Regions from separate parts of the Homo sapiens genome. Here regions 1 and 3 are each linked to region 2. The links are chromatin loops, found by intact Hi-C in ENCODE. Cell type or tissue: B cell. All regions are shown on one strand.

The links. Hi-C counts contacts between places; a loop is a spot of excess contacts. Peaks named below come from ENCODE experiments on the same cell type or tissue, not always from the same donor. Only the 100,000 strongest peaks of a DNase experiment are listed, where the experiment ranks them.
Region 1: a loop joins it to region 2, with 23 times the contacts of the local background. A loop is called at or near these places in 73 of 110 quality-filtered maps.
Region 3: a loop joins it to region 2, with 2.8 times the contacts of the local background. A loop is called at or near these places in 2 of 110 quality-filtered maps.

The regions. Positions count from the first base shown.
Region 1 is chr11:72,920,894-72,928,893 of GRCh38, reverse strand. FCHSD2 (FCH and double SH3 domains 2) reads left to right here. Exons shown (of 20, transcript NM_014824.3): 9 at 6,944-7,066. Among named protein-coding and RNA genes, the nearest start is that of ATG16L2, 110 kb to the right of the region's middle. In B cell, a CTCF peak has its summit at 4,113 (motif pointing left); a DNase peak (open chromatin) is centred at 4,113; H3K27ac peaks cover 7,124 bases.
Region 2 is chr11:73,173,748-73,181,747 of GRCh38, reverse strand. The region is part of intron 1 of IUR1 (imatinib upregulated ABL suppressing lncRNA 1); the gene reads left to right. Among named protein-coding and RNA genes, the nearest start is that of IUR1, 5.2 kb to the left of the region's middle. RefSeq lists an enhancer at 3,648-3,697. In B cell, CTCF peaks have their summits at 3,298 and 3,498 (motif pointing right); DNase peaks (open chromatin) are centred at 3,507, 4,152 and 5,513; H3K4me3 peaks cover 716 bases; H3K27ac peaks cover 1,485 bases.
Region 3 is chr11:73,121,049-73,129,048 of GRCh38, reverse strand. All of the region lies in intron 2 of FCHSD2 (FCH and double SH3 domains 2), which reads left to right. Among named protein-coding and RNA genes, the nearest start is that of FCHSD2, 17 kb to the left of the region's middle. In B cell, no CTCF peak of the experiment used is centred here; no DNase peak of the experiment used is centred here; H3K27ac peaks cover 5,752 bases.

The sequences.
Region 1 (8,000 bases), 250 kb after region 2:
GACTGTTGTGGGGTGGGGGACGGGGGGAGGGATAGCATTAGGAGATATACCTAATGCTAAATGACGAGTTACTGGGTGCAGCACACCAACATGGCACATGTATACATATGTAACAAACCTGCACGTTGTGCACATGTACCCTAAAACTTAAAGTATAATAATAATAAAATAAAAAAAAGAAAGTGGCTTCTGATCACTTGGGCCTCCTCTCACCTACTTAAATAAGATTCAATCCATGATTGGCAATAATACCCATACAGCACATAGAAGAATATTGTGAAAACGCTAAGGAAGAGCTAGTTGAGTCAGTTTTGTAAAGCACTTGGAACTCAGTAAGCCGTTAGTAAATGTCAGTTGCCTGTGTTAACCATCATTATCATTTAAGTATTTAAGTGGAAGAGAAGGGGGGAAGGACATTCTAGGCCAAGAGAATAACTTATTTGGGAACATGAAAGTGAATGTCATTTTCCAAAATGACTCAGTATAGTTGGGAAGTAGAGTATAATGCAGAGAACAGTGATGAGAGATGGTGCTAATGAGAGAGAGTTATGTTGGGACCAGATTGTAAAGAATCTTCAATGCCTGCTAAAGAATTTCTACTTTGCAAAATATACAGTGGGAGCCATTGAAAAAAATTTTGTGGAATTTTTTTTCCCTAATATGTTATTCAGGTTTTCTTTATGCTTTTTTATGAAAAATTTCCAACATACACTGAAGGAAAAAAAAAAGGCAGTATAATGACCCCCACGTACTCATTATCCAGCTTTAACCATTATCAATATGTGGCCAATGCATTGATGATTTTAAAGCAAGGCAAGAAAGACTAACATTATACCACATCCTTTACCTTTATCCTTTATCTTCACTATGTCCTGTGGAGTATGTGGTACTCCCACTTTCCCTAATTATAAATGAGAAAATCATTAACATGATAAAGTAAGTAAAAGCTCTGGGATTCTAACCCACATCCAACTGATTTCAGAGCTCAAGGTCATTCCTGTCTTGCATCTAAAGTAGAGCGTGATTCCCCGTTGAAAACAGCTGCTGATCCATCTACAGTAACAGTACCTATTGGTGCTCTTGACCCTATTCAGGATGGTAGGCTTCTCTGCCTGCAGCCACTCTCCTTCCAGAGGGTCACCAGAATCTAAGTCCACATAAATGCTCAACCTAGTCAGCTAAAGTAACTGTGCAGTTCAGTAGTTTTCAAAGTATGGTCCCAGGCCAGTGGCAAGTTGTTAGAAAATGCAGACTCTTAGGGCCCATCTTCAGCCTGCTGAATCAGAGACTCTGGGTGGGGCCCAACAATTTGTGTTACTGTTTTTTTAATCAGACTTTATTGTTTAGAGCAGTTTTAGTTCCACAGCAAAATTGAACAGAAGGTACAGAGATTTCCCTTACACTCCCTTCCCCTACATACAATTCCTCCCACTATCAACATCCCCCATCAGAGTGGCACATTTGTTGCAATTGATGAACCTACACTGACACCATCATCATCACCCCAAATTCACAGTTTACATTAGGGCTCATTCTTTGTATTGTACATTCTCAGTTTAGACAAATGTATAATGATATGTATCCACCATTGTAGTATCATACAGAATGGCCTCACTGCCCTGAAACAATCTGTGCTTTTATAAGCTCTGAAGTGATTCTCAGGCATGCTTAAAGTTGAGAACATCTGGTTTAGTTAGACCTTAGAAAATGGAAGGCAGCTCGTATCTGAAGGATCTTCCTTACCCTTAAAGGCTTACAGGGTTTTTTGCCTACCCGGAAAAGAAGAGAGGGCAAGACTGAAATACATTTGTTTTGTGCTTGTGAATTGTTAAGATAGTAAAAACTAGGATTTATTACTATTAAGTAGGGATTTGCCTTTTTAAAAAGAGTGGTTCAAATCCCTGTTGGAAGTAAATCCTTTTCATATAAGTAGTTAGGTACTACTAGTGCACCAAGTCGCCATTTTTTTCACTCTTTTATGTTAAATAATGCACATCTGTATAATTCTGGCTGACATTCTTCCAACTTAAGTGAAGAAAGATGCTTCTACATCTAAATTCAAAACTATCAACAAAAGTTCAGTATTTCTAATCAAGCTCCTTTTGTTACGGGATCTCTGGGGTGCCAGTTTTTCTGGCTAGAAACCTCTGTGGCCATGGTGCCTTTGCCCAAGTTCTTGTCCTGTGTCCTGGAAGTATGCGGTAGGCAGACAAGTGAAGGGTAAAGAAGAATTTTATTTACTGTTAAAACAGCTCAGAGGAGTGAGTAGCTCCTCTCTGTAGGCATATCGTCCCTTGGAGTGTTCAGCTCTCAGCAGAGAGGAGGCCCTGGAGAGGGTGGCTTTTGTCCACAGGCAAGTCATTGGGATGTCTCTGCAGGTCTCTGAAGCTCCCCTCTCTGCTGGCAAGTTGTCTCTGCAGCTCTCAATGGAGAGAGTACTCCTCTCTGCAGCTGGCCATCCCATCGTCTCCAGCTATTAGCAGAGAGAATACTCCTCTCTGCAACTGGTCATGCCATCCTCTCTCTACCCTATTCCTCCTCTGGCCATCCTCTGCTCTGCTCTGTCTGAGCCCAGGGCTTTTATGGACCTCAGAATGGAGGAAGTGTGTGTGGATTGGTCTATGGGCAGCCATGGGAAGGCCCAGAAGAGGCACCACCAGTCCCCACTCTAGTCTGCTGGACTGGCAGTCCAGCCCCCAGTCTTCAGGCCCTCCCTGGCCTGAAGGTGGGGCCTTACTGGGAACCCACCCTCTTCTGCCCAGGACTCTGCCTCCCATTGCTATTCAGGGCCCTGGGGCTCAGCCCCAACCCCACTAATCTGAGTGGGCTCCAGGAGAAGAGAGAGGCCAAGCAGCGGGAACAGATATCCCCAAGCCAGCAGGGACAGGGGCAGGGGGCCCTTCCCGGCCCTCCCCCAGGAGCACAGGGAGGCTTGGATCCACAGCTGCAGATTGGTCAGCTGTAGCCAGTCCCAGGAGGGTGGGGCTCCTGCCTGCTCCGTAGACCAGGAGGCCAGGGTCTGTAGGTGCAGTTTGAGCGACTGCAGTGGTACCTGGGCAGCTCCCGTCCCAACTCAGAAGGGGCAGGGCTCTGTAGCCACTGGCTCCATGGAGTGTGCAACCCCAGCAATGCTTCCCTGCTCTAGCCGGCATGATGGCAGCAGCCACTGCCATCACTTTGGTAAGGCTTTGGCAGCCATTTCGATAATCGTGTCTACTGGTGGACCCTGGGATACGTGCGTCAGTTATTATCTCATGATGAGATAATATATGTTTTATTGCTGAAGTGAAATACACCGTGGCAACAAATTCCTTCTTGAATGTCTTTATGAAGTGTTTAGAAATTTATTTGTTTGTTTGTTTGTTTTAAAGATAGGGTCTCGCTCTGTTGCCCAGGCTGGGGTGCAGTGGCACGATCATAGATCACTGCAGATTCAAACTCCTGGGCTCAAACAGTCTTCCTGCCTCAGCCTCCCAAGTAGCTGAGATCATAGGCACAAGTCACTGTACCCAGCTGGAATTTTTAAAGTAGGATTTAAGAAGCTGAGTGAATGTATAATTCCTGATTTGTAATATACTTCTATCAAAATTAAAAGTACAATGCCTTTAGTAAGAAATATCTATAATCAGAAATGATCCTGATTATGGTAAGGTCAAAAACAGAAGTACCAGCAGAACTTTGATTTTCTTTTCTTCAACTTTTCTCCTCCCTCTCACTTGCACCCATACAGCTAGCACAGAGCCTAGGCACAGTGGGTACTGTTTATATTGTACTGAGATAATAGAAACTGTGTGGGTATATGGTTCACCTTAAAATCCATGCCTTATTTTTTTTTGAGCTCATGATGCCTGTATTACCATTTGCTGAACTCAAAATACTCCAATGGTTTCCTGCCAAAATGTAATCATGTTATGATTGTCCACCAAGACCATTTCTAAGGTAGAAACCTTACATCAGAAGATGTTATATGTTTCTTTTTCTAAACAAGTTCAGGAAAAGTATGTCCTGATACAGGAAATTTATTCAGACTTAACACCAGCAGTGTCTCTGGTTATGTTACATAATTACATGGAAATCATAGTAATAATATTTGCAGTGCCTAAATTTGAAGTGCTCAATGGTGTCATCTAGTGGTGTAAGCACTATAGAAGGTGCAGCTTTATTACTCAGTGCTTTTGGGACAGAATTTGTGTATTTAAAAAAAAAAAAAAAAAGTTTAATGGAACAGCCAAACATAAGATACAATGGAAGACTTCCATTGAGGATTCTTAGATATAGTACCAACACAGAAGCAACAAAAGAAAAATAGCTGGGTGGGGCGTGGTGGCTCATGTCTGTAATCCCAGCACTTTGGGAGGCCAAGGTGGGCGGATCACGAGATCAGGAGATCGAGACCATCCTGGCTAACACGGTGAAACCCCGTCTCTACTGAAAATACAAAAAAAAAAAAAAGCCGGGTGTGGTGGCGGGCACCTGTAGTCCCAGCTACTCGGGAGGCTGCGGCAGGAGAATGGCATGAACCCAGGAGGCAGAGCTTGCAGTGAGCCGAGATCATGCCACTGCACTCCAGCCTGGGCAATAGAGCAAGACTCTGTCTCAAAAAAAAGAAAGAAAAATAGCTAAATTAGACTGCATCAAAATTTAAAACTTGTAAGCCAGATGCAGTGGTGAGTGCCTGTGGTCCCAGCTATTTAGGAGGCTGAGACAGGCGGATTACTGGAACCCAGAAGTTTGAGTCCAGCCTGGGAAACATGACAAGACCTTATCACTTTTTTTAAAAAAGTAAAACTTTTGTACATCAAAAGAAACTTTCAAGAAAGTGAAAAGACAGCCCACAAAATGGGAGAAAATATTTGCAAATCATACATATTGTAAGAATCTAGTATCCAGAATATATAAAGGATTCTTACAACCCAACAACAAAAAGACAACTTTATTTATTTATTTATTTTCTGAGACTGAGTCTTGCTCTGTCACGCAGAGCTGTATTTCAATAGCACAAACTCGGCTTACTGCAACCTCCACCTCCTGGGTACAAGCAGTTCTCCTGCCTCAGCCTGCCAAGTAGCTGGGATTACAGGCAGACGCCACTACATCAGCTAATTTTTGTATTTTTAGTAGAGACGGGGTTTCACCATTTTGGCCAGGCTGGTCTCGAACTCCTGATCTCTTGATCCGCCCACCTCAGCCTCTCAAAGTGCTGGGATTACAGGCGTGACCCACCACACCCAACCTGACAACCTAATTTAAAAATGAGTTAAGGACTTGAGTAGGCTTTTCACCAAAGAAGATATACAAATGGCCAAATAAGCACATGAAAAGTTGCTCAACATAGTCATTAGAGAAATGCAAATCAAAACTACAAAGATATACCGTTCCTAATCACTAATATGGCTTTCATAATTTAAAAAAAAAATACCAAAATACAAAAGAATAAGTGTTGGCAAGGGTGTGGAGAATTTGAACCCTCATACATTGCTAGTAGAAAGGTAAAATGTTGCAGTCACTGGAAAACAGTTTGACAGTTCCTCAAAATTAAACATAGAGTTATCATATGACCGAGCAATTCCATTCCTGGGTATATTCCCAAGAGAAATGGAAACAGGTGCTCAAACAAAACCTTGTACACAAATGTTCATAGCAGCATTATTTATTTATTTTTTAACTTTGCAGCATTATTTATAATAGTCAAAAAATGGGGAAAAGGCAAATTTATATCACCTGATTAATAAACAAAATGTGGTACAACTGAATATTATTAAGCTGTAAAAAGGAATGAAGTACTGATAAATCAATGAGCCTTGAAAATATTATGCTGGGCAACAGAAGCCAGGCACCAAAAGTCATATATTATATGATTTGATTTATATGAAATATCCAGAGTAGGCAAATCCATAGAGGTAGAAAGCAGACTAGTGGTTGCCAGGGGCTGGGGGAAGGAAGGGATGGAGAATGACCACTTAACAGGTACAGTGTTTTTGGAGAAGTGGTGGAAATGTTCTGGAATTAGATAATGGAAATTGTTAAACAACTTTGTCAGTGTACTAAAAGCCACTGAGTTGTACACTTTAAAATTATTAAAATGGTGACTTATATTGGGTGAATTTTACCTCAATTTTTACCTCTACTGATTGGCAAGACTTCAGAACCTTGATTATTATTAATTATTATTATTATATTTTTCCATAGTTATTGCTAGTGTATATGTCATATGTATATTCTGTTTTTTTAACCTAAAATTATTTGATACATACTTGTCATCTATACAGTTTCCACGGTTTTTATTTTGGTGACAGTACACATCATAGCTTAATCATTCCTCAAATGTTCAGTGATTTTCTCTCCTTTTTTTTTATTTCAAAGATCCCTGTTACAAAATGTTTAAGGAAATAAGAATGTTTCCAACCCTTCATAGATATTACACTGGGTTTTCTTCCCCAAAGCAGTATCTCTGAGTCACTTTTCTTTTTTTAATATTTCTATTGTGTTTTTTCTGTCACTGCTGTTCAGTAAATATACATATACCAATGTATAATCCTACCAATAATGGATTGGGGGAAAACGGAGATTATTGTAGAGTGTCTACTCTTTTCCAGGCACTGCACCTGCATCCTTTCACGTTTATTATTTCACTTAACTCCTACACCTAAGCAGATGAGCAAAGATCAGAACCCACGCATTTTGTCTCTAAGTTGTGTCCTGTTTTCCCACAGCTTTACCAATATTGGATCTTACCTCTTTTAGTTCCTGTTTATTAGAGAGATTCAACATTTTCTCAAGTGATTGTTAACTGTTCATATTTACTTACAATCTGTATCTTTTGTCCATTTATTATTAATAATAAATTTTAAACTGAACATACCTACTTTTCTCATAGGCAGAAGATATCATATGTCAAGGCTTTACTGTAATTTTTTTTCTTTTATTTACTCCTCTATTACAGGCTCTTGATGGAAATGTGTATGATCATCTCAAGGATTATTTAATAGCCTTCAGCCGGACTGAGCTAGAAACATGCCAAGCTGTGCAGAACACATTCCAGTTTTTATTAGAAAACTCCAGCAAGGTAAGTTACCTTTAGTGCAACGTGTAGTGTTATCCAACTTAGAAGCTAAAGTATTTCTGCATACAAAGAAAATGAAGGTACTAGTGATATTAGAAGAATGCATTAACGAACAAATTTCCTGGTAACAGCATTCCTTCTAACAAAGTTGGAGGAGATTCTGTTCTCCTTGTTGATGAGTTGAAGATGGCACCAAGGGCAAAAAGAGAGGTGCTGATACAAGGTAGCTTAGAACATTGGCCCATTGCCATGTGCATTGCCTTTGAGAAGGGTTTAAACAGTTTTGTATTCTACTCAGAGTTTAAATGCACTCTGCTCACATGGGGGAAACAACAGGTCATGTGTCAGTACAAAGAGTACTAAAAGAGCACGAAGGGAAAAGGAGCGTTTTGTAATTGATATAAAAACAACAGTGTCTTGGGTTTTTTTCAAATTAAGCCCTACTATCTATATGCTGTCATTCTTTGACAGCAGTCGTTTCATTTAAAAGTGTTGAGATCCATCAGGTTTGCTGACATGTCACATTGTATGCAGAGAAAATAAATGCAATGACTTTTCTTCAAGATTTGATAGATTAAAATGTTTTGCAGTCGTGAAACTATCCTTTGGAAGATAAATTGTTCCTGTGGTTGGCAAATGTTTTTTATCTGATAAATTAAATTCACAATAAATGTTTCCTGACTAAAGGAATGCATTTTTTAAAAATACGCATTTCATAACTGCTACTTTAAAAGATCCAGTTCAATTTTTTTTTTTTGTCAGGGAGAGTGAGAACTGGCTAATACTTTTAGGAGAGGGATCAGGATATCCATTTTCACATGACAGTGTCCAAAGACAGGAAAGAAAAGCACAGACTCTTCATCCTGAATGCCTCTTGTATATATATTCTTGTTTTCACTGTACCAGAGCTCTCAATTCTGTGTTTATAAAAGTGTTA
Region 2 (8,000 bases):
AATCAAAGCATATGTCCAAAGACTTATACACAAATGTTCAAAGCAGCTTTATTTGTAAAGCAGCTTTATTTGTAATAGCCTCAAACAGGAAACAGCTCAAATGTCCATCAACAGGTGAATGGATAAACAAATTGTGGCATAGACATGCAATGGAATACTACTGTGCAAAAAGCAATGAACTGGTGGATAACTTCTGGAATGGTGGCATGAGCAGCTCTGCAAACCTTCCAGACCTTCTTTCCAGCAGAACAAGTAAAACTGCTAAAGTTATACATACATAATTATCTATTTATATTTATATTGATATCAATATAGATGTATGTTCCTGGGAATTGTCCTAAGGGCATACAGCAGATGAAGAAACATTTATTCAAGAAAACCTACTAAATTTCAATAAGAATAGTAAGAGTCTGGGACATTTGAGCTACGACTTGCTCATTCCCTGGCCCCGTGCACCTCCAGCTCAGCATGATGGAAACTCCACTCCAGGCAGATGAAGCCAAGAATGCAGGGCTCCTTCTTCTCTGAGATCCCAATCCTCTCAGCTCTGTGTTGCTGGAAAAATTTGTTAGCCACCTGCAAAAGAACAAAGTTGGAATCTTACTTTATTCCACATGCAAAAATTAACTCAAAATGGATCAAAGACCTAAATGTAAAAGCCAAAACTATAAAACTCTTAGGAGAAAACATAGGGATAAGTCTTCATGACCTTGGATTTGGCAATGTATTATTATTATTTTTTCTTTGAGACAGAGTCTTGCCCTGTTGCCCAGGCTGGAGTGCAGTGGTGCAATCTCGGTTCACTGCAACCTCCGCCTCACAGGTTCAAGCAATTCTCATGTCTCAGCCTCCCAAGTAGCTGGGACTACAGGCATGCACCACCACACCCAGCTAATTTTTGTATTTTTAGCAGAGACAGGGTTTCACCATTTTGGCCAGGCTGGTCTCGAACTCCTGATCTCAAGTTATCCACCCGCCTTGGCCTCCCAAATTGCTGGGATTATAGGCATGAGCTACCACACCTGGCCTGGCAATGTATTCTTAGAACACCAAAAGCACAATCAACAACAAGAATGGGGGAAAATATTTGCATATTATGTATTGGATAAGGAATTTGTATCTAAAATATATAAAGCATGGTTATAGGCTGGGGGCTGTGGCTCACACCTGTAATCCCAGCACTTAGGAAGGTCGAGGCAGATGGATCACTTGAGCCCAGGAGGTCAAGGCTGCAGTGAGTGGTGACCATGCCACTGCCCTCCAGCCTGACAGAGCAGAACCCTGTCTCAAAATAAATAAATAAATAAATAGAATAAAAAGAACAAGGATACCAAGAACCAAATGCAATGAAAGAACATTGACTGGATCTTGAATTCCTCCTCCATACTCCCCCAAACTCCCCAAAATAGCTGTAAAATCCATTTTGGGAAAGTTGGGAGATATAGGAATATGGGCTGGATATTAGATGATAGTATGGAATTATTGCTTTTCTTACTATTATGATTGTGGTTATGTATGAAAAATCTTTGGAGCTGCACACCAAGGTGTTGGGGGTCATTCAGTGTCATGGTACCTGTGACTGCTTTCAAATGGGTTCAATTTTTTTTTTTTTTGAGACAGTGTCTCACTCTGTCACTCTGGCTGTAGTGCAGTGGCGTGATCTCAGTTCACTGCAGCCTTGACCTCCCAGGCTCAGGTGATCCTCCTGCCTCAGCCTCCTGCGTAGCTGGGACCATCATGCGCAGCTAATTTTTGTATTTTTAGTAGAGACAGAGATTTGCCACGTTGCCCAGGCTGGTCTTGAACACCTGGGCTCAAGCAATCTGCCTGTCTCAGCCTCCCAAAGTGCTGGGATTACAGGGATGAGCCACCACCGCACCTGGCCCTAGTTCAAATTTTAAAAAATGACAAAGCAATGAATGAAATAAGGCAAAACATTAATCGTTGAGTCTAGAAGAACGTATGGGTGCTCATTTGCTTATTGTATACTTTTTTCCTTTGTATTTGAACATTTTATTTTTTAAAAAATCAGAGGGAGGCTGGGCACAGTGGCTCACGCCTGTAATCCCAGCATTTGAGAGGCTGAGGCAGGTGGATCATTTGAGGTCAGGAGTTTGAGACCAGCCTGGCCAACATGGTGAAACACCGTCTCTACCAAAAATACAAAAACTAGCTGGGCATGGTGGCATGTGCCTGTAATCCCAGCTACCTGGGAGGCTGAGGAAGGAGAATTGCTTGAGCCCGGGAGGTGGAGATTGCGGTGAGCCGAGATCATGCCACTGCACTTCAGTCTGGGTGACTGGGTGAGGTCCTGTCTCAAAAAAAAAACAATCAGAGGGAAACATGAAAAAGCAATCACCTGCTGGGTATACAACAGAGCTTCTCTGGGTTCAGGAAATGTAGAAAGAAGCCTGAAGTTGGGGGGTAGGCAGCCCAGGTGGGGCCAAAATCTGGAGCCCTCAAGCTTCCCCCTAGAAGGAAATATGCCAGGGGGATTGGCAATGGGGAGGAGCCCCTTTACCTGGCCTCAACCCATGCCAGCAAGGTGCAAATAAGTGGCTTTCTATGCATTTTCTCATTTAATCCTCACCACATCCCATGAGTCAGGTACCATTATTATCCCCATCAGTTGAGGAACCTGAGTCTAGAGTTAAATAACTGCTTAAAGATCCTTCTCCAATCTAAGGGCTGGGCCTGGGCTTCTTGGAGGCCAGGGAAGTCATAGGTTTGTGTCCCCTCAGATCAGCCTGTGGGCAGCCCGACCTAGCTCCTGCCCTGGGGGAAGAGGGGAGGCTTTCAGGAATCAGGACCTCCTCTAGGTAACCAGACCCAGAGGGAATGGGGTTGGAGTTTGAGGCAGGGGCTCTGTACCTGCCCAGACATTGAAGGTCAAGAAAGGAGGTAGGTATGGGGCAAGGAAATTCAGACAAGCTGTGTCGGCCACAGGTACCCAGGGTTGTGACTTTTCAGACCTCGTATTCTGGCACTTCTTCTGCTGTCCCCCTCCTCTCCACACCTGTCACCCTCAAGCTTATACACACAAGCTCACTCTTCCATGCCTTCGCATAGTCTGTTCCCTGAGCCTGGAATGCCCACGGCTCACAAGATGAATTACTATCATTCTTCAAGACCCAGTTCCAAGTCCCTGGCTCTGAGCTCCCTTCCCCACCCTACTTTTTTCTATTAGATTACAATTGATTCCTTGAGGGTCCCCAGGCCTGCATAGGACCTGGCCTAGAAGACAGTGAGAGTTACATTGATGGCAATGCCTCTTTTTCTTGACCCTGTGGTACTCAGCGACCCTCCTCGGCCCCGGGCTTTCTGCTGTCACAGCCTCCACATCCTGAGTGGTCACTCTCTGTGGGTCTTCTCCCCTCACATCTGGGGTCACAATTTCTTCTATGTCCCCAGCGCCTAGCATGGGGTGGCTCAGAGGTCCCACAGAGAGCGAAGGTTTGTGGTTGCATCTCTAGCGGGACTCATGTCACACCGACTGGGCACCAGGTGGCACTGTCAGCCCAAGTAAGGGTTGGGGAGCCCCAGGCCCTAAGCCTCTGGCTCTGGTACAGCTTGGCACACACAGATGGGGCGGAGTTGTCAAAGCCCCAAATTCCAGAGCTGCTTCTCCTCACCCCATCCAGTGCGCTTATGCCTGATTTTAAAGCTTAGGATGTCAGGGATGGATTGAGAGTGGGGAGTCTTCAGTCCCCAAATGCAGACAGGAATAGCAACCTTCACGAGGCCACACAGCTGAACCTAGAGAACCCAGATGAGAGGGGTCCAGGTGGGCAAGCGGCCAGCTAAGCACCAGTCATTTCCTCCAGACTCTGCCACAAAGGACTGTGTAATGGGACAGCCCCTTCCCTTCTCCGAGTCTGCATCCTTCTGCCTCATGTTGGTAGCGAGAGCTGAGAAAATGGCCAGAGTGCCGGGTTCTGGTCCTGATTCTGGTTCTCGTGTGCTGCTGTGGCCTGTGCCTACTTCCCTGAGCCTAAGGGATCCTGACTGTTAAATGGGGGCTGGACCCAAGAGCTCTGAGCTGCCAGGACTCCAGGATCCTCACTGGGTAGGAGAGGCCTGTGTGTGGGGCCAGTCAGCATCTTGGCCAAGGACAGGCTGCTCTGGGAGCTGCCAGACGGGAAACATTTTCCGGGAGCCGGAAGGGCTGGCAGAGCCCAGGGCCAGGCTGAGCAACCACAATGGATCCTTGTGTAGAGGTTTAGCTTGGACACACCCACAGGCCCAGCCCCTGGGCTGGGGTGGACCCTGCTTTCTGATCTGCTTCCAGACCCAGCTCCTGAACAACCCAACCTAGGTCTAGAGGCAGGAGCATAGGATGGGCTCATGGTCCAGCTCCAGAGTGATGCTCACAGGCTTGGTGCCAGTGTCTGAATCTCCAGCATCAGCCTTTCTGGAATACTGTTGCCTAAATAACCTTACACAAAACTCAACACCCAGCTCTCCAACCAGAAAGGAGTTCCAAGAGGGCAGGGAGCAAGTCTTCTCCTCAAGCCAACTCAGGGAGCTCGGGACAGACAGTTGGACCAGCCTGGTTTGCTGAAGATCCCTGGCTAGGTGATCCATCTGGGACACCTGGGCTCTAGTCCTGGCAGAGCCTTAGTTTCCTCTTCTGCTCATGGGAGGGAAGGAAGATTGTAATACTTGTTTAAGGGGACACAGACACTGGGGCGGGGGGGCTTCAAAAATATCTACACAACCATCCCCCACACCACCCTGCCTCAGGAAGGACTCCACCCAAACCAATCCAGGTAGACTTGACTCATCCTCCCCTCTTCCTGCTCCTCCTGTAGTCCTGCCTGAGGCTCTGTGCTGCCTCTGAAGCAGCCCTTGGGAAGCCCTTCCAGACACCATGTGGGCTGCACCAGTTTCCCCTTCTCTGGCTCCATGGGCTTGTATTCATTGCTCCTCAGGGAATGGGGTCCTGCTGGCCTAATGCTCACAGTCATCTCAGAAGCTGCTGCTGGAGTCTGTGATTTCACCCGGCTCCCGGGGGGATGCTGCATCAATCACCTCTGTGAGGTCCAGCAAACTGTCCTAAGCATGGAAGGAGATGATGCACATGAAGGCTCTGCACATAAACTCTACCGCACCATGTAAAGCCACTGTACTAGGATGAAGAGCTAATATTTACAAGATGGAATTTAAAAGAGAAATGCAAGACTTTGCACTTGGATGGAACAAAAAAAAAAAGGTTGAGGTCTTAGATGAAAGGAATGCAGTGGGACGTGGCCAGCACAAAGGTAGATTTGATGTCTGGCTGCATTAGCAGAGGCAGAAAGCCTCTGGACTCATCCAAGCCTGCTCTCACACCCTCATGCCTGTCTCCAGAAGCAGCCCCTTCAGCTCTGAGACTGCCTTTTGCACACTGAGCTAAGACCAGCCTCTCGTGACATCCCCATAGTCTCCCTTGAGGCACAAAGGGAGCTGCCCCATGGCCTTGAGATTGCCCTATTCAACTGAGAGGAGAGTGGCTCTGCTTCTTCTCTGCTCTGGGTCTGACACCACCTGGGCAGGGCCTACAGCTCTGAAGCCATGCCTAAGAAAGGGGAACAAAGGTCCACAGAAGAGCCAGTTGGGAAGTCGTGGATTCCTCCACTGGTGGGGCTGACCAGCAGCCTGGGACACCCCTCATGTTAGGGCTGTGAGAGTCTACAAATTTCTAAATTGATCTGAGAATCTGAGGTTCTGAGGCCTGAAACCACTTGGAGGTGAGAAACTCAGCAAGCCAGGAGCCATGCTTTTTGTCCATCAGCTGTTTATTTTGTGTGGCTTTATTGCTGAGTGTGGATCAATAGACTTAAAAAAGGAAGAAAGAGAGAGAGAGAAAAAAAGAAAGAAAGAAAGAGAGAAAGAGAAAAAAAGAAACTTTCAGTGGGAGGCAGGGCTCCGCTGTCCAAGGTCACTTCGGTTTATTTTTGTCACTGGGACAACTGGGAGATTGGGAGCAAGGGCAGTGCCTGGAATTTACTCCTGGTTTCCTCCTCCCTACCATGTCCTTGCATTGTCAGCCCTGGGTCCTAAACCCAACCCAGCCTGGGTAAGAACAAGAGTGCAGGCTGTAGAAGTGGGCAGACCTGGGCCAAAGTTCCTGCATTGCCATCTACCATCTGTGCGGCCTTCGGCAAACTGCTTCGCACTTCTGAATCTTTTTCTCTGATTTGTTAAACATGAGCAAAAACATCTGCCTCCAAGGCTGCTGTGGGGATTAGAAGGAAGATGTGTCACATCAGGGCCCTGGTGCATAATAGGTGCTCAGTAAATGTGAGCTCCTTTCTCCTTGCTCCTTGCTCTTTCTTTTCTTCCTTTCTTTTTTTTTTTTTTTTTTTTGAGACAGAGCCTCGCTCTGTCACCCAGGCTGGAGTGCAGTGGCTCGATCTCGGCTCACTGAAACCTCCGCCTCCCGGGTTCAAGCATTTCTCCCTCCTCAGTCTCCTGAGTAACTAGGACTGCAGGCGCCTGCCATCATACCTGGCTAATTTTTCTATTTTTGTAAAGACGGTTTTTCACCATGTTGGCCAGGCTGGTCTTGAACTCCTGACCTCAGGTGATCTGCCCACCTCAGCCTCCCAAAGTGCTGGGATTACAGGTGTGAGCCACCATGCCCAACCTTCTCCTTGCTCTTTCCTCTTTTTGGGAGACAGTGATGCAGTGAGAAGTCCTGGACTGGGCGGGGGTCAGGACACCTGGGGCTGCTGGGAAGATTTTGCTCCCTGGCTTTGTGACCTAACGCAAGTCCCTGCCCCTCTCTGATGCTTGTTTCATTAGCTGAGAAATAAGGCAGGGGTACCAGATAGTCTCTCTAGGTGCCCTTCCCTTTCACAAGCCCTACATAGGGTACTGTCTGGCTGGGTTTTACTTACCTGAACATGGTTGGTAAATGATCTGGCCTGGAAGGCAGGACCCCTACCCCTGACACACTGGGTGACCTAAAACATATCCCCTTCTCCTCTAGACCTTGGTTTTCCCATCAGTGTACTGGATTGGATGCTGTGGGCTCTGTAGCCCCTTTGGTTCTGATTATCCAGAATCTAGTGCTTCTCATGGGGTCAGGTAGGCCTAGTCAGGCCCCTGTTTCTGGACTCCCATCCATCCATGCACCTACAGCACAATCACAGGTTCTACATTCTCCAGGGCGGAATCCACTCTGTCTCCAACCTCATGGTCTTTCCTTCCACATCTTATCCGAGACTGTGATTCCATCCCCCACTCAGCCTCGGAGTGTCTCTAAGCCTTTCTTTCCTGAAATCGTGGGGTTTCCTCTGACAGGGAATCACCTTGACCCCTTCTGACTCATTTCACAAGAACAGAAAGAGTGCTTGCCTGAAGCAAGGTCCCCACATAATGGCCCACATCTAAACGTGCACCGCCTGCCTTCCCACCACCACAGAGGCTTCCCTTTCCTTGAAGTTCTGTGGAAATGCATGGAGCAGGTTGAGCTGGAGGGCCAGAGGACTTCCGTGCAGTGCACATACATGGAGAGGTCTCCAGGGCACTTAAGATTAAGATAGTCCTGCGCTTGGGCGTCCTGAGCTCGAGCCCAGGAGATAAGGCCCTCCTGGGTTGGTCTGCTCCTGGACAGCTGGCAGATGGCAGGTTCACAGCATCACACCCATTACGTGGGCTGCAAAGGTCACCTAGGGTGGTGCATGACATCATACCCACTGGCAGTGAGGCCTGTGAGCAGCGTCACTGTGGGGCTGTGCCCAGATACTGCCCTCTAGCCGGAAGAGGGCTTCCAGGGTGGAAAGGCCCAGTTCACCCTGCCAGACCTGGCAGGGGCCCGCCCCATCCTGGATCTGATTCTCCTAGAGAGGCAGCCAGGGGTGGAACTCAGAGTTCTCCTCCCCACTGGGACTGCTGTTGGCTGCCCTGCCCACCAGGAAGCAGTGGGAGGAGGCTAGGGAGGTCTTGCCAAGGAGTATCCCTAGAGGATAGGGGTCTCCTCTGGGCACCACTAGTTTGGACCCTGTTTATAATGG
Region 3 (8,000 bases), 53 kb after region 2:
ATACAAAAAATTAGCCAGGCACGGTGGCACATGCCTGTAGTCCCAGCTACTGGGGAGGCTAAGGCAGGAGAATCGCTTGAACCCGGGAGATGGAGGTTGCAGTGAGCTGAGATCACACCACTACACTCCAGCCTGGGCAACAGAGCGAGACTCTGTCTCAAAAAGAAAATAAAAATAAAAAGAAATTATAGCCTGACTTATTCTTTAAAGAGTAACCTGTGGGTTGAAACGTGAAATTAATCTCAAAGATAAACTGCTCCAGTGATGCTACAGAATCTTTCACCACGGTTAGTAGTCCTAGGTACCTTCCATCTTTCTGTATGTTGGTAATGATTCTCCTCGTGATTGCTGGATAGTTTCTGCAACTCCAAGTACTATATTTTCATATAACAACTTCAGGTGGAAGAAGAGGAGAGCAGGACAATTTCTCCTTATGCAAATTTTTCCTACCTTTCTCCCTCCTTCCCCCATCTCTGTTTCCTTCCTTTTTTCTTTTGTTCCACCAGGGAAGAAATTTTTTACCAGAAATTAACTCAACAGACTTTCCCTTATATTTCATTATCTGTGTTTGCGTCATATGCTTGAACATGCCTAGCTGCAGAGGAGGCTGGAAATGTGATCTTCTTGGAGGTAGGTCCTTGCCAACAAACAAAAAAGGTAGTGGTGGCAGTAATGTAGCTTTTGCCACATTATTGTTTTGCCTGATTTGCTGCAGGGACCCATTTCCAGTTTACTCCTAGAGGTTCCCATAAAAGTATTAAAAAATGCATTGGAGTTAGATTATGAGGGCTATCACTGGAACTCCAGTTGTCCCAAGCTGACTGGTAATTAGAGACTCCATAGAAATTATTTGTATTCCCTCTTCCCAATTCCTTTTGAATTAAGTATGTCAGGTTAGGAGTAGGTTTTTGTATTTTGGCCTCTTAGGATTCTCCTCCCAATCTTACCACTTCAGTCTTCTGATAATTTGGAGAAATGGTGGTCAAAGGGCCCGCAGGCAATTGTGTTCTCAGTGAACCTTTTTTTTTTTTTTTTTTGAGATGGTCTTATTCTGTTGCCCAGGCTGGAGTACAGTGGTGTGATCTCACAACGCCTGGCTAATTTTTTGTATTTTTAGTAGAGACGGTGCTTCACTATGTTGGCCAGGCTGGTCTCAAACTCTTGACCTTGACCTCAGGTGATTCCCACCCCCGCCCCCCAACCCAAAGTGTTGGGATTACAGCTTGAGCCACTGCACCCAGCTGTGAACTTCTTTTTACTTCTCAGGTGAAGGCATTAGTGAAGTGCCTAAATTTAAAGGAGGGAAGGCCATATAAAGAGTTTTAATCACCCTTAGCTGAATAATTTGCCCCTTAATAATTGATGATTGGCAATTTACTCTTGAGAGTATCAAGTCTGAAGCTGTTTATCTGAGGAGGCCTGTAAGTTGATGGTTTTCTTTGTAAATTCTCCAGATGTTCATTTGAGCCCCACAGATGCCATTCTATGTTGTTGGTATCAGTCTTCAGGGGTGATCTGATGCATAAGCAGGGGTTAGTTTTGTAAGTCTGGCTCGTGTTCTTGGCTTTTCAGTAACTAATTAGGGATCTAGGCACAGAAACTTGTAACCCTGTCCTTTGTCCCACTGCTGCAGATGTTCTGTCAGTGTTGATCGGGAGTAATTTATGGAACCTTAGCTGGTATTTTTGTTAATTTCATTTTGTTAGGTCCTTTCAATATTCCTTGATCGTGCTTTGTTTTAACATTCCATTTGATCTTTTTGGCATTCATGTGGGAATCCTTTGTCATCCAGATGTTTTCTGTTTTGTGAGCTTGGAAATAATCCCAATTTAATAAGAAAATGTTATTTCTGGTGTTATGAAAAGTGTTACCATGTCTGTGGTTCCACAGAAACAAGTTGGAGTATATATTATATATGTCTCCTGATTGTATTTTAGTGATAATTGTTTTTCCTCTTACTGGTGATTGGAGGATGGGAGCAAGGGACAGAGACTCTTTTTGTTGTTTGCTTTTGAGACAGAGTCTTATTCCATCCCAGGCTGGAGCACAGTGGTGCAATCTCGGCTCACTGCAACCTCTGCCTCCCGTGTTCCAGCAATTCTTGTGCCTTGGCCTCCTGAGTAGCTAGGATTACAGGTGTGCAACACGATGCTCGGCAAATTTTTTTATTTTTCATAAAGATAGGGTTTTGCCATGTTGGTCAGGCTGGTCTTGGACTTCTGACCTCAAGTGATCCACCTGCCTTGGCCTCCCAAAGTGCTGGGATTACAGACGTGAGCCACTGCACCCAGTCTAAGCTTTTTATTGTATGTTCTTTTTTGTGTATTTTGAATTTTAAACTATGTGAATATTATGCTCAAAACTAAAATTTAATGATTCAGTAATATTGGTAAACATTTTATTGCATGTCTGTTAAGCATAACAGATATTTAACAGATATTATAAAAGTTCGTATTAGTTGATGCTAAAATGCCATTTTTGGCTTTTAATTAGTTTTTAGTGAAGCTATTTTCATTATTAATAGACTTTAAAATTTATTTCTAATATGTACAAGTATTAAGAATACTTGATTTACAAACTTTTCTTCATAAAGTGATTGGTTTCCAGTTGGTTGTAGCACAAAGTTGGGAAAACAAGCTTTATGTACTACTGTATTCCTTTCTTTCTGTATTGTGGAATTTTTTTTTTTTTTTTTTTTTTTTTTTTTTTAAGATGGAATCTTGCCCTGTTGCCCAGGCTGGAGTGCAGTGGCGTGATCTCAGCTCACTGCAACCTCTGCCTCCCAGGTTCAAGCGATTCTCCTGCCTCAGCCTCCCAAGTAGCTGGGATTACTGGTACCCATGACTATGCCTGGCTAATTTTTGTATTTTTAGTAGAGATGGGATTTCACCATGTTGGCCAGCCTGGTCTCGAACTTCTGACCTTGTGATCCGCCCACCTCGGCCTCCCAAAGTGCTGGGATTACAGGTGTGAGCCACCGCACCTGGCCGTGGAATTCTTTTGTCTTGAAACAAGCAAACATATTAGATAGAGTCTTGCCTAATGTCAAATTTCATTTTAGCTGCCTTTATCCAAAGGTTTTATATCATAGCCATCAATTAAAACATTGTTTCTGTTGTGAAATGTAGTTTTGCATTAGCCAGCTCTCTCCATGGAAGAATGGTTTGCTCTGTTTTACTAAAAGAAGTGTTTTATATAATAGTTTTTCTTAGTTACATTGAATCAATTGAAATTGTTAGTATTCCATTTTCTTTCTTTCTTTTTTCTTTTTCTTTTTGCATTTGTTAGCTATTCCTCTGTTTTTAAAGTGGTCATTCTAAGATATGACATTGTGTTTTTTTTTGTCTTGAGACAGGGTCTCTGTTGTCTGGGCTAGGTTATAGTGGTGCGGTCATGGCTCACTGCAGCCTTAACCCCTTGAGCTCAAACAGTCCTCTTGCCTCAGCCTCCTGAGTAGCTCAGACTACAGATGTGTGCCACTATGCCTGGCTAATTTTTTAAATTCTTAGTAGAGACAGGGTCTTACTATGTCTCCCAGGCATCATTGAACTGTGGAGCTCAAGCAGTCCCCCTTCTTTGGCCTCCCAAAGTGCTGGGATTATAGGCATGAGCCACCACACTCGATCTACACCATGCATTCTTAATTTATCACTGTCTACTTAGAGTTAATATTGTACCATTCCACATACGACCTTACAATGGTCTAATTACAGTTATTCCATCCCAGACTTTGTGCTGCTTATAAACCTCGTAATATAATGTTAGTTTTCTTTAAACAGGTATCTTTTAAAAAGATTAAGAGAAGGAAAAAAGTCTTATATTTACTAATCCTGACTCTTCTTTCCTTCCTGAAACCAACATACAGGTTTGAGTTTCCATCTGTTATCATTTTCTTTCAGCTTAAGGAACTTCCTTCAGCATTTCTGGTGCAATTCTGCAGCTTTTGACACTTCTCTTAGCTTTCATATGTCTGAAAATGTCTTTATTTCACCCTCACTTTGGGAAGATATTTTTGCTGGATATAGAATTCTGAGTTGGTCACTCCAGTGTCTTCTGGCTTTCATTATTTCTGATGAGAAGTTAGCTCTTACTTATAGACTTGTTCACATCTATGGAATGTGCTTTCCCTTGCTCTAATAGCTTTTTTCTCTTTATCTTTGGTTTCCTACAGTTTGAGTGTAATGTGACTAGTATAGTGTCTGTAATTATCTTGTTTGGGGTTCATCATTCAATGGTTGATGCTTTTCATGAAACCTGGGAAACTTCTGGCCATTGTTTCCTTTTTTTTTTTTTGAGACAGAGTCTCACTCTGTTGCCCAGGCTGGAGTGCAGTGGCGTAATCTCAGCTCACTGCAACCTCCGCCCCCTTGGTTCAAGTGATTCTCCTGCCTCAGCCTCCTGAGTAGCTGGGATTAGAGGCACACGCCATCATGCCCAGCTAATTTTTGTATTTTCAGTAGAGGCGGGGTTTCACCATGTTGGCCAGGCTGGTCTCGAACTCCTGACCTCTGGTGATCCACCTACCTTGGCCTCCCAAAGTGCTGGGATTACAGGTGTGAGCCACTGCGCCTGGCCCATTATTTCTTCAAATATTTTTTTTCTGCCCCATTCTCTCTCTTCTTTTTTTAAAATTATTATTATTATACTTTAAGTTCTAGGGTACATGTGCACAATGTGCAGGTTTGTTATATATGTATACATGTGCCATATTAGTGTGCTGCACCCATTAACTCGTCATTTACATTAGGTATGTCTCCTAATGTTATCCCTTCCCCGTCCCCCCATCCCACAATAGGCCCTGGTGTGTGATGTTCCCCATCCTGTGTCCAGGTGTTCTCATTGTTCAATTCCCATCCATGAGTGAGAACATGCGGTGTTTGGTTTTCTGTCCTTGCAATAGTTTGCTCAGAGTGATGGTTTCCAGCTTCATCCATGTCCCTACAAAGGACGTGAACGCATCCTTTTTTATGGCTGCATAGTATTCCATGGTGTGTATGTGCCACATTTTCTTAATCCAGTCTATCATTGATGGACATTTGGGTTGCCATATGCAGAAAGCTGAAACTGGATCCCTTTCTTACACCTTATACAATATTAAGGCCTGTTCATGACAAATTTAAACTTTAATTTTATGATAAGATTATCTCTTTTCAGGTAACTCAGTTTGACCACCTTGTTTTGATTTATAGTGGATCAAGGGCTGAAAGGCAAAGAAGTTTAAAGATTCCCTTTTAAGTAAGAGTCAGTTGGCCAGCACCTGTAACTAGAGAAAAGGCAGCTCTGTTTAGACTGCATTTGATCAGTCTGAGAGGTGATATACTCTCCAGCCTCTGTGATGTTTTGAAGTGGTGGAGGGGGATGGTTATGCAATTAAGAAGATCGTATAGTTTATTCAAATTCCTGAATATTGCCATTATAGTGTGATGACATTGTCTTTGAAATATTTTGAATTCCCAGAATTAAACATAGCTTATTCAAATATAGATGCCAAGAACGCATTATAAAAGCAAGAGTCACCTGTGCACTTTACATTACAGATGCCTAGGCCCTATTCCTAAGATTCTGCGTTGGTAGATTTTGGGAGAGGCCTGCGCATATATAAAAAGCCATAGCATATGATTCTCATTTGTAATTAAGGATGAGCGCTACTTTTCCAGGAGTTACCACCGTTTAATATGCATTGTTTGATATGCATTTCAGATACTTTTCCTGACCTCAGGGATTCCAGGAAATACTGGCTTGGCTAGGAGATACTGCAGGAGAGGTGGAATTCCAAGATGTATAAAATTATCAATTGGATAGTCAACATTGAATTTGTCATAGGTCAAAAATGTCAGTGAAATAATTGGTGATTTAACACATTTATTTTATTGTGTACCCCAATAGATGATAGATAAAGAGAGTGGCGGTTTGGCTTGTTTATAAAGTGTTTTTCTCCCTTCTTTAATGTATATATAGTTCATGTTAATTAATTACAGATTTATCCTTCACCTATGTATCTTTTAAAATTAATTATTTTGTGGTTTTTTTTGATGGGACAAGGAAGGATGAGGTTCCTTACAGTTGTATAAATGTTCAATGATTAAGATAAACTATGTGTACTCTAAATGTAACTGCGTTGTAGAGTATGAAAACATTCAGCAATGAGACTAAATGACATTTACTTAATCTGCATATCTTGTAGATTCTTTGTAAATGTAGTAGAACAGCCACACTATAAAGCTATTGTTTGTGCTCTTTTGAAAAATATAATCCACTTTGGGATGGCAAATTCATTCTTTATGAATTTCACAGAGTCCAATAGAGACTTTTTTTCTAAGTGTCTAATAAGTACCATCTCCAAGGCATCTGAGTAATATATATCCTAAATCTTGCCATGCCTTCATTGGACTGTATTAATTCTCTTAATAAACTGTCCCCTTCTTTTTCCCTCATTAACACTAGTTTTCTACTTTTGCCTATTTGATTTAACAAAGGAAATTTAAGTCTCTATTCCTTAGCCATGCATCTCTACTTCAGGCCATTTCTTACAAGTAGCCATTCCTGTGTTCTGAAGAGCAGATCAAGAAAGAAGATGGTTAAGTGGTGTTACCTTTGTGCAGGATAGTGCAGTCTGCCACTGAGGGGATGCCTGTATACCTGCTTTCCTGGTGGGGTGGTTTTCTCTGGGGCTATCAGGGTGCATTCAGCTGCAGCAGAGTCTATGTCTTGATGTTTCTTCTGGTAGTCTGAGTCTCTAATACGGGGAAGTTTTTGTACTTGTAAGAGGTTGGAGTCAGTTATTATCAGCGTCATTATTTTTCTTTGATGAAAACATAAAATTTGAATCACTTTCTTATTGATTTGGCTTTGAGCTACATTTTTTTTTTTTGCCTTTTAAGTTAGCAACAACAACAAAAAACTCTGGTATTAAAGAAAACCTAAAGGAGAAAACCCCACTATCCTAAACAGATAACTGTTTCTTACTTGGTTTTGCTTTATGTTTGTCTATATTGATTATGTGTGTTTTTACATAGTTGCAGTCATATTGTAGATAGCATTTTGTGTTCAATTTTTTAATGAAACATTATATCCTAAGTACTTTTCAGGTTAAGTACTATCATAATTATAACTGTGTGGTTTTCCAAGTGTATTTCCTAGACCAGTGGTATCAACACCATCTGGAACTTGTTAAAAATGCAGTTTTGTAGGCTTATCCCTAATCTCCTGCATCAGGAACTCTGAGAGTGGAGCCCAGCAATCCATGTTTTAATAATCACTTTTAGGTGATTCTCATATATATTAAAGTTTGTGGACCACTGTTATAAATTATAGCTATTGTTTACAGTGGCATTTTTATTGTTTACTTACCTTACCTTACAATATCTAAGGATGTAGACTTTTTTTTTTTTTGGCCCTTAACAATTACTGATTCTTTGTTAAGACTTTATTGTCTTAAGCTTTACAGGTTGATTTTCTGTTTATAAAATGTTAAACATCTATTATTTCATTTAAATCTTAGCAACCCAAGAGGCAGATATCATTATTTGTATAGGTGAGGGAACTTAAGCACAGAAGGATTTACTAATTTGTCTAAGATCACAACTTTTAATTTTTTATTCTTTTAAAGTTATATATTTATAATGCTTTATGAGGCCTTTTCTGGTATCCTCCCTTCTCTTTTTCCTTTTTAAGTGTCCTTCATCTGTGTAGAGTGGGAATAATGGACTATCTGGTTTACTAGGGTGTAACAAAACAGTATTTGAAATATGAGATGGGGATAAAATTGCATTTACCAGAGCTCCTTCTGGGATAAGTATGAGAGGAATAAGCAGAAGCAAATAATCTTCTTGGGAGGTGTGTGTGTGCGTGCATGCGTGTGTGTGTGTGTGTGTATGTGTATGTGTATAAGAGAGAGAGTGAGACCCCAAAGGGTATGCTTAATTGCTTTTTAAGGAAGTTGAGTAAATTAGGAATACATTTTTATAGGATATGCAAGTTTGGAGACAGAGCTAAATTGC